Linked DNA regions of Mus musculus: region 1 is linked to region 2. A link is a loop called in an ENCODE intact Hi-C map of the cell type or tissue named here. Cell type or tissue: heart. All regions are shown on one strand. Each heading gives the region's core, and the rest is flanking DNA. Links, peaks and the distances in the headings are about the cores only. Region 1 overlaps Trim44 (tripartite motif-containing 44). Region 2 overlaps Trim44 (tripartite motif-containing 44).

The links. Hi-C counts contacts between places; a loop is a spot of excess contacts. Peaks named below come from ENCODE experiments on the same cell type or tissue, not always from the same donor. Only the 100,000 strongest peaks of a DNase experiment are listed, where the experiment ranks them.
Region 1: it touches region 2 in a loop (2.3-fold over the local background); 2 of 42 quality-filtered maps call a loop at or near these places.

What each region holds. Positions count from the first base shown.
Region 1 is chr2:102,310,865-102,313,784 of GRCm38, reverse strand. The region is part of intron 4 of Trim44 (tripartite motif-containing 44); the gene reads left to right. It also overlaps the pseudogene Gm13868. Among named protein-coding and RNA genes, the nearest start is that of Gm52521, 54 kb to the left of the region's middle. In heart, for the core only: no CTCF peak of the experiment used is centred there; no DNase peak of the experiment used is centred there.
Region 2 is chr2:102,376,398-102,379,317 of GRCm38, reverse strand. All of the region lies in intron 2 of Trim44 (tripartite motif-containing 44), which reads left to right. Among named protein-coding and RNA genes, the nearest start is that of Gm52521, 12 kb to the right of the region's middle. In heart, for the core only: no CTCF peak of the experiment used is centred there; no DNase peak of the experiment used is centred there; H3K27ac peaks cover 448 bases.

The sequences.
Region 1 (2,920 bases), core at 235-2,734, 65 kb after region 2:
ACTCTTTCTCCTATAAGTTGTTTGATCCATGCTATCACAGCAATAGAAAGGTAACTAAAATAGCCCTCAAAGATAAGAGTTTTACCAGTCCATTGACCAGACCTGCCCTTTATCAGCAAGGCTGTTCTTTTATAAGAGCAGTCATTGTTTGTGATATAGCATTTTAATCTACTCTTAGTATTGGAGTGGTTATATAGACCTCATTTTTTTTCAACCAACTAGAAAAGAAAATGGGCTTTCTGTTTACCTGTAAAACCTGTTAACATAGTTGCCTGAACAATGTCTCTAGGACCAACAAGTGACATAGTCTGCTAGAAAAGTTTCTCAGAATATCCATTCTTTATGTGATGATTTCAGTCTTTTAGATATTCATAAGGTGTATGAAGATTATACCTTGTTCACTCACATGCACACATACACACACGTGTGTGAGTGTGTATACTCTATATCAATATATTCTCTAGATAGAGAGACCATATATATACATATATGCTAATCTCATTTAATTCCTTTTAGCAACTCTTTAAAATAGCTAGTTACTAATTTGTCCTCTATTTTCAAGTAAAAGCACAGAACTCAAAAGCTCTACTAACTGGTAGAGCTGTGACTCAAACCGGGTATGTTTAACTCCTAGATCAGCATTCTTAACTCTTAGTCATACAAGTAGCACTAGTTTATTAAGAGTTGTAGTTCTTCCAACATATAGTGGTCTATATATTTCAGACCTTAACTCACAGTCATCATGAGACTCACACCCACTCACTACTTTTCATATAGAGATGAAATTAGTGATAAGAACATGTATTTATTGATCTTTTCCCTTTTCCCCTTCTACCTTGGTAACTTGTAAGATCTAGGAGCTTAGATTAACTGAAATTTTGAAGCCCAGACTTTATTAAGTCTTAGGTTTAAGGTTTTTTTTTTTATTTTGGTTTTGGTTTTGGTTTTGGGGTTTGGTTGGTTGGTTGGTTGGTTGGTTGGTTGTGTTTTTTGTTTGTTTGGTTGTTGGTTTTTGTTTTTAAGGAAACTGCTTGAGATTTGGTTTCTATTATTGATATGCCAAGAGAAGATGAGAAAACTGGGTCAGGTGATTTCCTGAAGGTATAGGAAACAGGGAAGGCAAACTTGGGCTATTTTCTGCTTCTCATTTTCCACCCCCTTGAGTTGCATGGATCCTAATAGAGGGTATGGAAAGGTTCCTCTCAATTCTCACCATGGAAGATCAGCAATAATGTGTTATCCACAAGTGTTGTAGGAAGGAAGGTCAATATAATGTCAGAGAAAAGGAAAACTTACTGTTCTCCTGCCATTTGCCTCTAACAAACACCCTTCCTCCTCACCCTCCTCTTCCTCTCAGTGCTACTTCAGTTTTCTGCAAATGCTTTAAAATCATCCAATTTGTGGCAGGAGTGTAGGGAAAATGGCTCTCCTCACATTCTCATTCCCATGTGAGTAATGATTATAAATCAGCACACAATGATTTCTGCCACACAGATGATTTAACAGTAGTGTATCAAGAGCCTTTAGAAACACATACCTTCTCTTTCTGTCTCTTTGGTCTCCAAGACAGAAGCAAGATGATGAAAGGAATATTATCCTTTGGAACGCATCACAGTAAGATGTACATATTGTGACGCTGCTGTGGCTCTAAGGCCTACCACCTTCAGAAGTTGACCTGTAGCAATTGTAGCCACCCTGGCAAGTGCCAGAGAAAGTATAACTGGAGTGCCAAAGCTAAGAAATAAAACACTATTAGGACTGGGTAGATGAGGCACCTAAATAGTGTCTATTGTAGATTCAGGCATGGATTCCATGAAGGAACAACACCTAAACCCAAGAGGGCAGCTGTTGGAGCATCCAGTTCATCTTGAGGATTTCAGACAGTCATAAAATAAGTGTTCTGTTTTTGTTTTGTTTGTTTTTAAGAAAGAAGAAGGAAGAAAAGAAAAGAAGAGAAAAGAAAGGAAAGGGAAAGAAAAGAAAAGAAAAGAAAAGAAAAGAAAAGAAAAGAAAAGAGAGAGAAAGAAAGGGAGAGACAGACAGACAGACAGACAGACCGACCAACCCTTGGCTTGTTGGAAAAATAGCTGATTCTAAGAACTAGGAAATACATAAGACGAGCCTGGGGGATGTTTTAATGCCATAAAGTGAGGAAGAGCTCAAAGGTAAGCCAGAATGTTCACATCAGTGAGGAACTGGCATGGGAAGCTAAGAACTAACTAAAAGCACTCTAAAGGCCAAAGCTGAACAACAATATAGTTTTAGATTATAATCCCAAGTATAAAGTCAAGGCTCAGGAGTCTACACTGGTACAGATGATTGAACTGATGAGTAAAAGTAACAACAAAATCTTATATGCAAAACTATTTCAGATGGTTTATGTAAATACTCTTCAAGGAGACAGGAGTATGGATTCTCATTTCAATTTGGGCTTCTTATAATACCTTTATTCTAAATGGTACACTATAGGAAATGGGAAAGGAATGTTTACCAATCAGTATTGAACCCAGTGCTGATGATCAGCTTTAACAGTATGAAGTTATATTGAACTTGAACCTTTGTAGTATGTGATGCTGGCTGCACTTGAACACTGAAGTCTTCTTCCAAAACCCCATAATCATCTGCAAGACATTCAACACATCCCTACTGAAGGGCATTCCTACAAAATACCTCACTCAGTACTTACTATACCATCAAGAGTAGCCATGCAATCATCAGGAGCCCCAGGAATCAAGACCACTAAATGTAGTTTCCCAAAACAGAAAATGACAACAAGATATGAATCATTTCATGTTGACAACAGTGAAACCTAAACATAATTTCTTTTTATTAACCTAAAGTCTTTGTAAAATATAAAGTCTATTTTAAAAGTATAACTATGCCTAGGAGTTTCCCTTCTGTTTTTCTTTGGAAATTGTTA
Region 2 (2,920 bases), core at 277-2,776:
GAAAAAGAAAATGAAATATATAAAATCTAAGCTTAGGAAACAAATTGAACAGACTTATTTCTAATAGAGAAATGGCCAAGCCAGGAAGAAGGGAAGGGCTTCAAGAGGCGTGTGAGCAGAGGTTCTGAGTCAAAACAGCAGGAGGATAAGTAAGGACTGTGCTGTGGTTCTAAGAATAGTTCTAAAACTAGAGGAAACATAGGGAACAGCTCATGCAGCCAGCAGTGACCTTGAGAACAGGAATCAGCCAGTGGTGGGTTAGAAATTGCACAAGATGGGAGGAATCATGTAATGTATGCATGTGTTGCTCTGGTAGGCTTTGTTTTAAAGGTTACATTCCTCCAGGTATCTAGCATCTCCTATACTATGGATAAAGCTTGCTTTTAATGACAACCTTTAATTTGTAAGAAAAACAATAACAAAAAATGGTTGCTGGGAAGTTGCCTTTTAAATAATTAACTGTCTAGATGTGTTTAATATGGTCCAATTTGCAAAAATTTCATTTCTAGCCAAATATTCAGAAACATGCTACACAAAACAGAGGTTTGCTTTTTGTTTTTTGTTTTCTTTTTTTTTTTTTTTAAAGATTTTTTTATTTATTATTTAGAAGTACACTGTAGCTGTCTTCAGACACACAAGCGGAGGGTATCAGATCTCATTACAGATGGTTGTGAGCCACCATGTGGTTGCTGGAATTTGAACTCTGGACCTCTGGAAGAGCAGTCAGTGCTCTCAACCATTGAGCCATTTCTCCAGCCCTTGTTTTCTTTTTTGTCTCTTGCTTTGCTTATTTGTTTACATGTACATTTCTTATACTTTTGCTCAGCTTTAGTGAAATAAGAGATGTCCATCTGAGAGTGATACCATAGGCCTGTTATCTCAGAACTTACAAAGCTGAAGCAGGCTCACCCTGAGTTCTAGTGGGTTACACAGTGAGACTGTTTCAAATACTGAAGAAAACAAGACAAACAAAAATATATAGTCATGTAGGCACTTGTCTTTGGCAGATGGGGAAGCCCTAGACAGGTAAGAAAGTAAAAACCAAGTTCTTTTATATTAACAGTTTTCTTGAGTTTATCTGAGAAAGCACTGAACCAAAAGCGTAACATACTAATCTCAAACTAACCTTTTATGCAAGTAGCAACAGGTACATTTTCTATTTTGTGTTGATTTCTTTCCTCCAAAACATGCTTTTCAATGCTTCCTTTAAATAGTGTACTTAAAGCAAACATTTATAAACAGCATGGTTCTCTCATTCATCATAACCTTTTTTAATTTTTAACATTTTTTAAGTGTTTATATTTTTATTAAAAGACCGTGGGACTTTTAATGCTATACTTTATTTATTTATATATCAAAGGTTGTCCCTCTTCTTGGTCTCCCCTCTATGAACCCTCTCATTCTTCTCTCCCTTCCCTTTGCCTCTAAGAGGGAGCTCACTCACCTACTCCCTCCTTCCCCTCTAGCATCCCCCTTCACTGAGGCAAAAAGCCCCCACAGGATCAAACACCTCCCCTCCCACTGAGGCCAGATATGTAGTGGGAGCCATGGACCCACCTATGTATACTCTTTGGTTGGTGGTTTAGTCCCTGGGAGTTCTGTTGTGTCTGATTAGTTGATATTGTTGTTCTTCCTGTGGGGTTTCAATCCCCTTCAGCTCCTTCAGTCCTTCCCCTAACTCTTCCATGGGGTCCCCAGGCTTAGTCCAGTGGTTGGCTGTGAGTATCTGCATCTTAGTCAGTTGCTGGCAGAACCTCTCGGAGGATAGCTATATCAGGCTCCTGTCTGCAAGCACTTCTTGGCATCAGCAGTAGTGTTGGGGTTTGGTGTCTGCAGATAGGATGGATCCCAAGTTAGGGCAGTCTTTGGATGGCCTCTCCTTTGATCTCTGCTCCATTTTTTTTGTCCCCGCATTGGCAGGAACAATTCTGGGTTAAAACTTTTGAGATGGGTGGGTGGCCCCATCCCTTCACTGGGGCCATGTCTATCTACTGGAGGTGGTCTCTTCAGGTTCTACCTCCCCACGGTTGGGTATTTCAGCTAATGTCATTTCTTTTGGGTCCTGGGAGCCTCTCAAATCCTGGCTTCTGGGACTAGTGGTTCCTCCCATTCCCACCCCAACTGCTACTTATTTCTGTTCATTCTCCTGGTCCTCTAGACTTCTCTCCTGTCTTTTCCCATACCTGGCCCTACCCTTTCTCTTCCTCCTCCCCTTCACCATTCAGGTCCCTCCCTCTCTGTGCCTCCTGTGATTATTTTATTCCCCCTTCTGAGTGGGACTGAAGCATTCACACGTTGGCGTTGTTTTGTTAAGCTTCATATGGTCTGTGAGTTGTATTGTGGATATTCTGAACTTTTGGGCTAGTATCCACTTACCAGTGAGTACATACCATGTATATCTTTTTGGGTCTGGATTACCTCACTCAAGATGATATTTTCTAGTTCCATCCATTTGCCTACAAAATTCATGAAGTCATCATTTTTAGTAGCTGAGTAGTATTCCATTGAATAAATGTACCACAATTTCTGTATCTATTATTTTGTTGAGGGACATCTGGGTTGTTTCCAGTCCTGGCTCTTATAAATAACTAAGGCTGCTAGGAACATAGTGGAATACATGTCCTTGTTATATGTTGGAGCATCTTTTGGGTATATGCCCAGTAGTGGTGTAGCTGGATCTTTAGGTAGAACTATTTCCAATTTTCTGAGGAACTACCAGATTGATTTCCAAAGTGGCTGTACCATTTTGCAATCTCACCAGCAATGGAGGAGTGTTCTTCTTTCTCCACAACCTTGCCAGCATCTGCTGTCACCTGAGTTTTTGATCTTAGCCATTCTGATTGGGGTAAGGTGGAATGTCAGGGTCGTTTTGATTTGTATTTTCCTGATGACTAAGGATGTTGAACATTTCTTTAGGTAC